Linked DNA regions of Mus musculus: region 1 is linked to region 2. A link is a loop called in an ENCODE intact Hi-C map of the cell type or tissue named here. Cell type or tissue: left cerebral cortex. All regions are shown on one strand.

Evidence for each region. Hi-C counts contacts between places; a loop is a spot of excess contacts. Peaks named below come from ENCODE experiments on the same cell type or tissue, not always from the same donor. Only the 100,000 strongest peaks of a DNase experiment are listed, where the experiment ranks them.
Region 1: a loop joins it to region 2, with 6 times the contacts of the local background. A loop is called at or near these places in 17 of 42 quality-filtered maps.

Annotation. Positions count from the first base shown.
Region 1 is chr19:10,946,561-10,951,560 of GRCm38, forward strand. Ccdc86 (coiled-coil domain containing 86) reads right to left here and starts at 2,706. Exons shown (of 4, transcript NM_023731.3): 1 at 1,718-2,706. The coding sequence starts at 2,673. In left cerebral cortex, no CTCF peak of the experiment used is centred here; DNase peaks (open chromatin) are centred at 1,983 and 2,754; H3K4me3 peaks cover 2,218 bases; H3K27ac peaks cover 632 bases.
Region 2 is chr19:10,706,651-10,711,650 of GRCm38, forward strand. It overlaps Vps37c (vacuolar protein sorting 37C), which reads left to right. Exons shown (of 5, transcript NM_181403.3): 3 at 3,620-3,791; 4 at 4,621-4,703. Among named protein-coding and RNA genes, the nearest start is that of Vps37c, 20 kb to the left of the region's middle. In left cerebral cortex, CTCF peaks have their summits at 2,890 (motif pointing left) and 3,549 (motif pointing left); DNase peaks (open chromatin) are centred at 2,928 and 3,560; H3K27ac peaks cover 2,128 bases.

The sequences.
Region 1 (5,000 bases), 240 kb after region 2:
TACCTGCCTGTTATAGGGTAGCTCAAGCCAACCCTGTGTCTAAAGGCTTGGTGCATGCTGGGCAGTCTGTTGCTGACCAGACAAAGGTCAATACGGCCTTTCTGAGCCACCTGCTTCCTTCCTAGGAGTCTGGCACACACAGTTTGGAACCTGGCACCAGGCTTATCCATAGGCATCCTGTTTCTGTCCCCTTCCCACTGTAAGGTTCAATAGTGATACAAACATGCTCCTCTCCTGCCAAGTTCGCCAGCTGGCTCAAGACCCAGCTTCCTAAACACAGAGCAGTGGTGCCTTGTGGACTTCCTTTCTACTCTTAAAAATGTGGCTCGTGACTGCAGTACTGAGGCAGAGTTGATGTTCAGCACTAGTTACTGGAGATGGAAGACAGGCTCCGAGCCCATTACTCACTGCCTATGCGAGCCTGTGCAAGGAAGCCTCTCAGCCACCGCGCCCTTCTGTGTGCGAGCCCGTCTGGCTGGTCACCCGTGGCCATCAGTGGCCTGTATTGTGGTTTGCTCGGACAGGGAAAAGGAACAGCTTCAAAGTTTCTCCGCTTGGTGCCTTTCTCTTTAAGCCTCACTTTCCTCTGTTTAATGGGGTGTGCTTGCGGGAGGGGTTATCCCCTGCGCTTAGGATTTAAGAGTATAACAAAATGACTTCTGTAAAGAGCCTGCACGGAGCCTCGCACGGTCCACCCTTATTCAACGTCATTTTCTTAAAATCTCTGATGCCCTGCTCCCTTACTCTTACGAGTTCTTGTCTCTGGCCAGTAGCTGACACTTCAACTGAACCCTACTTCTCCTTCTCCAGACACTGTCACAATGTCTCCAGACATTGTCACAGACACTGTCTCCATCCATGTCACAACAGTGGACATTTCAACTGAATGCCACTTCTCTTCCCCTGCTGCCTAAACAATGTCCTTTCCACATGAGCCTCCTTCCTCATTCCTTTACTGAGAAATCTAAACTGAGCACTCCCATGCCCCAGCACTGAAGGGACAGGGAAGACCTCATGTCTTAAGAAGGCTGGAACCCAAGGGAAGCTGGCCACCAGAAGCAGGTTAACGGGTTCACTCACACGCTTTGCAATCAAACCTATGCTCCCATCCCGTGTCTCAGTTAGCCTCCTTGAGCCTTGGCTTCCTCAGATGTACAACACCAATCCTAGTAACACCTGCTCCAAAGGGTAGATGATTACATGTGCTGCTGGCTATGAAAGCCTCTCTCTTTGGCCATCCTTACCGTGATACATAACCAGTGTCCCATGATACATTTTTTATCAAAGACAACAGCTAGCAGACAACAGTGGAAAGGACCTCACTATGTTCATATAATGGCCGCCTTTCTTGCTCTGCCTGCCACACGAGATGTGGCGGACAAGGTAAAGGTGGCACGTCTATAAACCCAGCACTAGGGAAGCAGAAGCAGGTGTATCTCTGAATTTCAGGACAGCCAGTGCTATACAGTGAGACCCTGCCTCATAATAAAAAAAGGATGGGAAGAAAGCTCAAAAGAACACCGTCTAGGGCAGACATTAAAGAAATGATCTTTGAGGATCTATCTCCCTCCCCGACCTTAGGGCATTTTGACATTATGATCGTGTTTGTTAATTTCATTCGGGTGAACTCTTTACAACCCTTGGATTGCATTCAGGCGAAGGCAAGGTCCAAATGTACTAAGAACCCAACACATCACCCATGCTACCCCCACTTTACCTCTTCTTGGAGCGGTCTTTCCACACACGCCCGGATTTGGGCTTCCCTTTCGGAATTACAGGAAGCTCCTCCTTCTCTTTCAATTTCTTGGACGCTGGGGCCTGGGGAGAGGCTATAACTCGCTTCTTTAGGTTGAGACTTTCTGTTACTGTCTCTCCCGCCGGAGGCAGCTTGCCTGGCTCCAACTGGCGCTCTGGGGAGCTAGGTGCCTGGACCGTCAGCTCCTGTGCTGGCTGAGAGGGCTCGGGACCCGGTGCTTGCTGGCCCGGGCAAGGCTCGGGGGATCCTGGGATCACCTCCTCTTTAGCGTGGGCCGCCTCAGAGTCCAGTTCTCCCTGTGGGGGAGGTAATTTGGATGGCTGCTCTCGTTGCGGGGATTCCGGGCTCGACTCTGTCTGTCCTGCAGGTGACTCCAGGCCCAGATCTTGATGAGGTTGAAGGGACCCGGGGTGAGGCTCTGGCTGCCTTTGTGGGGACCCATCGTCTGCATCCTGTCTAGGACCGGGTGATCCGGGGCTCGCCTCTGGCTGAGGTCCGGGAGACGGAAGGCTCAGTGGTGGACAGGGCGATCCGGGGCTCGTCTCTGGCTGAGGTCCGGGAGACGGAAGGCTCAGTGGTGGACAGGGCGATCCGGGGCTCGTCTCCGGCTGAGGTCCGGGAGACGGAAGGCTCAGTGGTGGACAGGGCGATCCGGGGCTCGTCTCCGGCTGAGGTCCGGGAGACGGAAGGCTCAGTGGTGGACAGGGCGATCCGGGGCTCGTCTCCGGCTGAGGTCCGGGAGACGGAAGGCTCAGTGGTGGAACTCTCGTAGACTTGAGCTCTCCTGTTTCTTCTGAGTTCGACTTGAAATCTACAAGAGCCCGTTTCGCCCGAGAGACTTCGGGGACAGGAAGGTTTTCTGGAGACAGAGGTTTTAGGCCTTCCAGCCGCCGGCTGCGCCTCAGCGGCGTATCCATGGCTCACGTGTAGCCTCTGTAGCCTTCGGAACTGTCGGCGCCTTCATATGACGTCAGACTCGTCCATTTCCGTACCGGGCAGGAAGCGCACTTGCGGTAGAGAGACCCGTGGGTAGGCGGAGCCGGGGATGAAGTCGGTCCCGGGAGGCTGGGCTTAGTAGACGCATGCGTGTTGTGCATGAGCTCAGTTACAGAGTTTAGTTGCTTGGTTTCTGCGATGCGTTTTTTGCAAACTGCGAGTTCTTGCAAGGGGATGGGGTGGGGGTATATTATACATACACACACACACACACACACACACACACACACACACACACACACACACATATAAAAATAATTTTTTTTTTCTTGAGAGAAGAGGTTGGAAAAAGGCGGAGGGAGTTTGTAGGCAGAGCCGAATCAGCGCGCTAACTTGTTCTGGAACTGCTGGGCCCGCAAACATCGCCTTTTCTTTTATCTTTTGTAGCACAGTAGCTTTGCGCTGTGTAACAAAGGGGAAGGTCCTGGTGGTCTTCCTGAGTGGGAAATCTTCAGTTTTTGAGTTGTCTCAAACGTTCCCATTCTTTTCACTTCCTCTTCTCTACTAGTGGGCCCAAGTATGCAATAGGTGGTTCTCATCTTTGAACAGTTTCAGTTAATCAGCAAAGTGTCAGGTCTGTGGCCCAGAAAACCTTGACTGCTTGTTGTCAATGTTGGGGGTTCACAACCTGTGCCCGAAGTCAGGTCTAGCTACCTTATCCTCAATAAGCCAATTGAAAGAGACACATTAAAAACTGGAAATCTTTAGAAAAAGGAGATTTATTCAATGTAGTCATACTAGAAAGAGGGGCAAAGAGATTCTGTGAATCACCCAAATTTGACCTCAGGGTTCTAAATTTAGATAAAAAATTTAGATAGAGGGCCAAGGATAAATACATCTGAGTAGTCCTTACCAAGGTATGACTCTGCCCACCATTGGCCCATTATTATCTGGGTTTTAGTCTCATCCTGTAAGGTGGTCTGACAAGCTTTTAGAACTCTGAAATCTTTTTCCAGGAGACAAGTTTCCCCTCTGGCTGGTACCTTTTTCTTCTCCCAGCATGAGAATTCTGGGGAAATTTTCATTTCTTTGGAGTCCTCTGTCTGATTGATTGGCTGATAGGCTAAGAGATGCAGTGTCGAAAGCCTTTAATCCCAGCACTTGGGAGGCAGAGGCAGGCAGATTTCTGAGATCGAGGCCAGCCTGGTCTACAGAGTGAGTTCCAGGACAGCCAGGGCTACACAGAGAAACCCTGTCTCGAAAAACAAAACAAAACAAAACAAAACAAAACAAAACAAAACAATTAAAACCTTCATCTCTGCCGGGATGGTTACTTGCTGATCCAGGAGGAGGCAGGGAAGATGAAGACCCAGAGAAACGTTCCTGTGAGCAAGGTAGAAAGCACAATTCTTGGACACACTCCCTAGGCACTGCCACACATGGAGTCAACCTGAGTCCATTCTTAGGGGTAGGGAATAGTACAGCTTCTACATGTCACTAGAAACTGTAGCACTCGTGTGCTGTAATTATATGTCTGGTATGGGCTGGTATGTCTGGTATGGTATATCTCCCCGGTATGGGCTCAGAGCCCGCATGTTCCTGATTTAAGGGGAGCTAAGGAGTTGTAGTTAGGCACCAAATCTCAGCCTCTCAGTTCTCAGAGGAGTAGGTTCTGTTTGGTTGCTTAAATTCCTGCCCCTGCTTGACATAGGGCTCTGGAGGAGATTATATGCCTTCCTGCACTCCTGCTCCAGGCTGCCACCCAGCCCCCTTCCTGGCTCTTACCACTGCCTGGAGGGATCATTCTCAAATGTTGACAAATGTTGATCAGAGAGCATAACTCAGGTCTAATTTTGTGTCTCTTCCAGGGTAGTAGTGTGTGTAAGAGAGATCGATTTTGGACAGAAGACTTTTGATCTGCCTCTATTACCTGTGCAACGTTCCACTTGAACCCAGCCTGCCTTTATCATTGCATGCACAGGTCAGAGAAGGCTCCTGAAATTTTCATAGTAGATAGCTTCCTTCCTCAGTTTCATCTTGTAGGAGGATAAGAAGGGGCTTTTGTTCCCCTCCCGCCATGAGACCTCAGCAGGGGTCAGCCCAGGCAGGCTCTTGTGAAGGTAACCTGGTAATTCACTCGCCCTCACTTTGCCCTGGCTCACTTTCCCATTCACTTATTGTTGTTTCTAGGGAAGGGGGGGGGGCACTTTGTAAACATTATTTGCATATAAATCCTCATTTTAAGAGTTGGCTCTTGGTAGCTTTCAAAAGCTCTCCAGGATCTTGAAGCTCCTGGCAAAACAGTGAG
Region 2 (5,000 bases):
AGCCTCACTCAGGTCTTTTAAATTTTTATTACATTTATTTAGTGTGTTTGTGTGTAGTGTATATGTGTATAGTGTGTATGTGTGTGTCTGTCTATGTGTGTGTCTGTGTCTGTGTGTGCCAGGTATAACTTGCAAGAAACGATTCTTTCTTTCTACCATAGGGCCCCAGAGATTGAACTCATGTTGTCAGCTTGTTGGCAAGGGCCTTTACCCACTGAGCCATCCCACCCACCCTGACAAATGCTTGTCAAGGATTCATGCTTAGCAGGAGCTTGAGCCAGGATTCACCTGGTGCTGTGAATTTTACCTTGGCTTTTACTAGGGCAGCCCTGAGGTTTCAAGCCAGGGCCTGGGTCCTCTAGGAGCCCTGGGAATGATAGGGAGTGCTGGGTCCACCTTGGACTAGGACAGCCAGGGACCCAACTGGCCCAGGAGTCTTCATAGCGTTCCAGCGTGGGCCTAGAGACAGCTCCCTCATGCACTAGGGAGAGGGGGGGCATCTTCCCCCACAGTGATATGCTCACTCATGTTTCATAGTGTTCTCCACTGCAGCCAGCACCCCACCTCTCAGCTTCCAATCACAGGGCCCTTACCACCCTGCTATCTTTACAGAGCTTGACTCGGCCCTCACTGTCATTATTTCCTGTGACCTTCCTGTGAGCTGGAGGTCAGGTGACTCGATGTGGCCACTCAGCTAGAAATACCCATAGGTACCCCCAGAGCAGCTGCAGCTGGTCCTTGGCCTGGAAGCATCTGTTTGAGGGAGGGGCGGGAGCACAGTAGGCTCCTCTGATGGTCACTCACGTGTGCCCTTTTTCCTGATGAGCAGACGTGACGTGTGCTCTGTGAATTCACTGTGTTAAAGAACAGGCAGTTGTCCAGTTAGCATCCCGGTCAGCCTCCCTGGACCCTTACCCCTGCTTCATGGGTGCACATGGTCCTGTATCCACCTCTGCTGTGCTTTCTGCTGCCACCTGCTCCCCCACCTGCTCCCCAGCCCTGCTCAGGCGTCTCTGCTGGATTGGAGATGACCCAGGGTTGGGTTGGAAAGGCCTCCTCACGGCAGGGAGTAGGAGAGGTCTTTGTGTGACTCACCTTGCAGCCCTGAGGTTGGATGGCCTGGTTTCAGCAGCATAGGAGCAAAGTCACGCACAGCTGAGTGTCCCTTACCACAGGTTCCTGGGGTGTAAGCTTTGCAGATTTCCTACGTCTTGGCCCTTGAAATGTTTTGCATAGATTTACTAGTTAGATATCCACAATATAAAAAAACCCACAAATTCCAAGACATTCTGAAATCCAGAATTCCCTGAGTGTCACGTAGGCTTTTTGAAATCTAGAACAAGAGTGTCACTGATAGCTGTCTCTGCATCTTAGATTTTGTGTTGCTGGATGTTTGCCATTGAACTCCAAGGGTCTCCTCTTTTTATTGTGTCCTATCTCTGTGCACACACATATCTGTGCATGAATGCCACATCACAAGTGTGGAGGTCAAAGGACAGCTTTCAGGAGTTGGTTCTCTCCTACCATTTGGAGCCAAGGGTTCAAACTCAGGTCAGTCAGGCTTAGCAGCAAGCATCTTTGCTTACTGAGCCATCTTTTTAGCCCTAAGTATTTCTTCAGCCAACAGTGAGCAACAGGATGGTAAGGGGTTCCTAGTCTTGTCCCTGAAGGGAGTGGAGCTCAGCAAAAGCAAGCCCAGCTCTTGGGAGTTCATTGCTTCCAAGCTGAGCAAGCCTTCAGCCCTATGGAAAAGCACAACCTCCCGGAGATGTAAGGGATGCAGCTTCCTGGCCAAGGGCAGATTGAACCTTCTCTGTAGCCATGTTTGAGCAAATGAGTTGAATTCTCTGAGGGGAAAAAATACTCACTGTGGGACAGACAGAAACAAAGTAAGGCAAGCTACTTACTCTCTCAGAAAGCCTTTAGCTGTCTGTCTGTCTATCTGTCTGTCTGTCATAGCTGTAAGGCAGTAATTGTGTCATGTGGGGCTGGCAGAAGAGAAAGGTGGTGGGAGTGTTCATCTCTGTAGAGAGGGAGCTGTGCAGCTCTCCTGGCCTCATAGGGTGTTAGTAAGAGATGGGCTCCAGGGTAGGGAGAGGGTGGCACAGCACAGATGTAGTGCTTCAGACCCAGGGAAAAGCCGTGGACAGGTAAGGATGCCAAGGGTGTGGCCAGGAAGGGCAGGCCCTACACTCAGAGGTGGCCACACAAGTGTCCCTGGCGTTTTCTTTCCTTTTCTTTTTTAACACTGTATTTTTTGTTATATGTATAGGCATGTCTGGTGTGGGTTTGTGCATGTTTGGTGCAGTGCCTTTGGAGGCCAGAGAGTCTGTTAGATCCCCTGGAGCTGAAGTGGCAGATGGTGTGAGCCACTTGACGTGGGTCCTGGGAACTGAACTCGGATTCTTTAGATGAGCAGTATGCGTTCTTAATTGTTGAGCCGTCCTCCAGCCACCTTGGCTAACAGTCACACATAGCAGTTTCTCTGCTCCTGTGCCAGTGAGCTTGTCCAGGGGCTCAATGGCGTTTCTGGCTGGACAGCAGGCAGTCCAGGTAAAGGGGTTCTAACCCTGAGCCCGGACTCCCTTGTCTGTGCAGGAGGTAACTGGCAGCACTCCTCTTTCCAATAGGCTGCAGCCTGCTGTAACTACAGGGCTCGAGGCCCTGAGCAGGGGTCAGAGCAGGGTGGCTCTTCTGGAAACCCCTTGTCCAGGATGCCCCCTGGCTTCCTGGGGCTGTTCTAGTGGGAGCCCATCTGGCCTGGTGTGCCACATGCTGGCCAAGGTGGAAGGAGAAGCTCTGTGTTGTTGATCCCTTCGGTCCCCGTGGAAGCTGGCCCTGACCTGTTCCCTAACTTCTGTGGCCAGTGCTGAGCCCCCTCTGCTGGTGCCATGTGGTACTGCGATGCGATGGTGGCCCTGTCTCCAGCTCTCCTTTCGGTGAAGCAGATGGTAGCCCGCTGGGCAAGGTTCCAAGGCTGCTTCTGCCTGACTGGCAGTTAACAAGGGGCCTGCATGAGGGCTCCATTTTGCTGGCTAGGGAAGCATTTTCAGCAGGCAGCATTGAGGGACTATCTATAGCTCTGTGGGCTGTTTGACCTGGGAGGCGGGGATATCTGTCCTGCTCAGTGGCTTGGGCTACAGGGCCTCCCTCCCTAATACCTTTGGGACCTCAGATATTTCTAGCTTCTGGTCTGGCCTGGGTCACCTTCATTCTCCCTAGCAGCCTCTCATGTGTATGCATGCATGGTGTGTGTGTCCATGTGTCTTTTTCACTTGGGGCTAATGGTGGGGACTCTGGGTTTCATCCCTCCCACTGGAGTGGTCTCCTTCAGCTGTGGCCTGCACAGCACAGAACCACTTGCAGGTACTTGTCTATTGGGAAGCCGTGGTTAGGTGGTTAGCCTTGCTGCCTGTTTCCCATGTGTCATTCTCACAGGCTCTCCGGATCAGGATGTGGTGAGGTACCTGGGTCACAATGCCTGCATAGCCTTTAAACCCAGGCTTCTGTGACTGGTTGAGGGCTGAGCGCCAAGCTGAGCAGTGAGTCCAGGAGCACCCCCTGCTGGAGGCTGACCAGTTACAGTTAAGCTCATTGTCAGTTGTCCTGCTTTCCTTAGGTTCAGGACCTGCAGTTAGAACGAGAGATGGCACTGGCCACGAACCGGAGCCTGGCAGAGCAGAACCTGGAGTTCCAAGGTCCCCTGGAAATCAGCCGCTCTAACCTCTCAGACAAATACCAGGAGCTGCGGAAGCTTGTGGAGCGGTGCCAGGAGCAGAAAGCCAAGCTGGGTAGGGACAGCCGACCACAGACAAGCACTCTGGCCATCTCCCCTGCTGATTGATACTTCTGTTCAAAGGAGGACGAGGGAGGCAGCTGGAATACTAAGGATGCTTAGATACCCAGAATCGGAGAGGGCCAGCAGCCATTGTAGCCACTGTGCTTTGCATGTTTTTACATGATAATAAGCAAATAAGCAAAAGTGTAGGTACTGTAGTTAGTCTAAATGTTTGAGTATTTATATTTATTGTATACCCTGGTGATAATTTTCATAGTATTAAAAATGTCCTGAACTTACTATTTTTATAGATGAGGAAAACAAGGCTGGAGCCGGCCGAGGGCTTGCCTGAGGTCATCCCACCAGAGTGAGATGGAGTTGGGATTTGCAAGCATAGCCTTTAAGAGCTGAGCATCTCTCTAGCCCTGGAATGGGATTTGAATCTAGGCAGTCAGTATGTTTCACTGCCTCTGCCAACTTAGCCCCGAGCCTTGCAGAGCTGACCTAGGCCCTGTGAGGTAGGAAGGCTTCCTGGATGGCTGTGCCCTTGGCAGCTGCTTGGCCAAGACCTGAGCTTGTCCCTCAGCTCCTCTTCACCAAGATGGTGAACGCCTACATGAACCAAAAGGACCCCACAGAACCAGCTGCAGGGACTCTCTCTCCACTGGGGCCTGTTGTGGCTGAGTCCTGAGTGCTCACAGAACCAGCAGCAGGGACTCTATCTATAGTGGCTAGGCCCAAGCACACAAAGGGCATGTCACATGTCTTCCCTGAAATCAGGGTCCTCAGCTTTAATTAAAGCAGTGCTTTTGAAATGTCGACCTCTCTGCCCTTCCTTCCAGAGAAATTTTCCTCGGCACTGCAGCCTGGGACCTTGTTGGACCTTCTGCAGATCGAAGGCATGAAGATCGAGGAGGAGTCTGAGGTGAGGTGGGGAGTGGCATCCTAATCCCTTGAACGGTGGTGGGCCTCGGAGTCAGGTCTCAGGTGAGACCAAGAACCATAGAGCAGAAGGGTTTGGAGTGCGGCTTGAGTAGATGGCACTGGGGTGCTGGTAGACACACTGATGGCAGGACAGGATAGGAACACGTTCTAAGGCCCCGGTAAACACTTGAAAGCAGCCAGCACTCTCTTCTGTGTCAACAGTCTGTTTTCCTGTACACATGCTTATGATAATATATAGTGTGTAAAGCAGGCTCAGTGAGAGCTTGACAACAGCAAC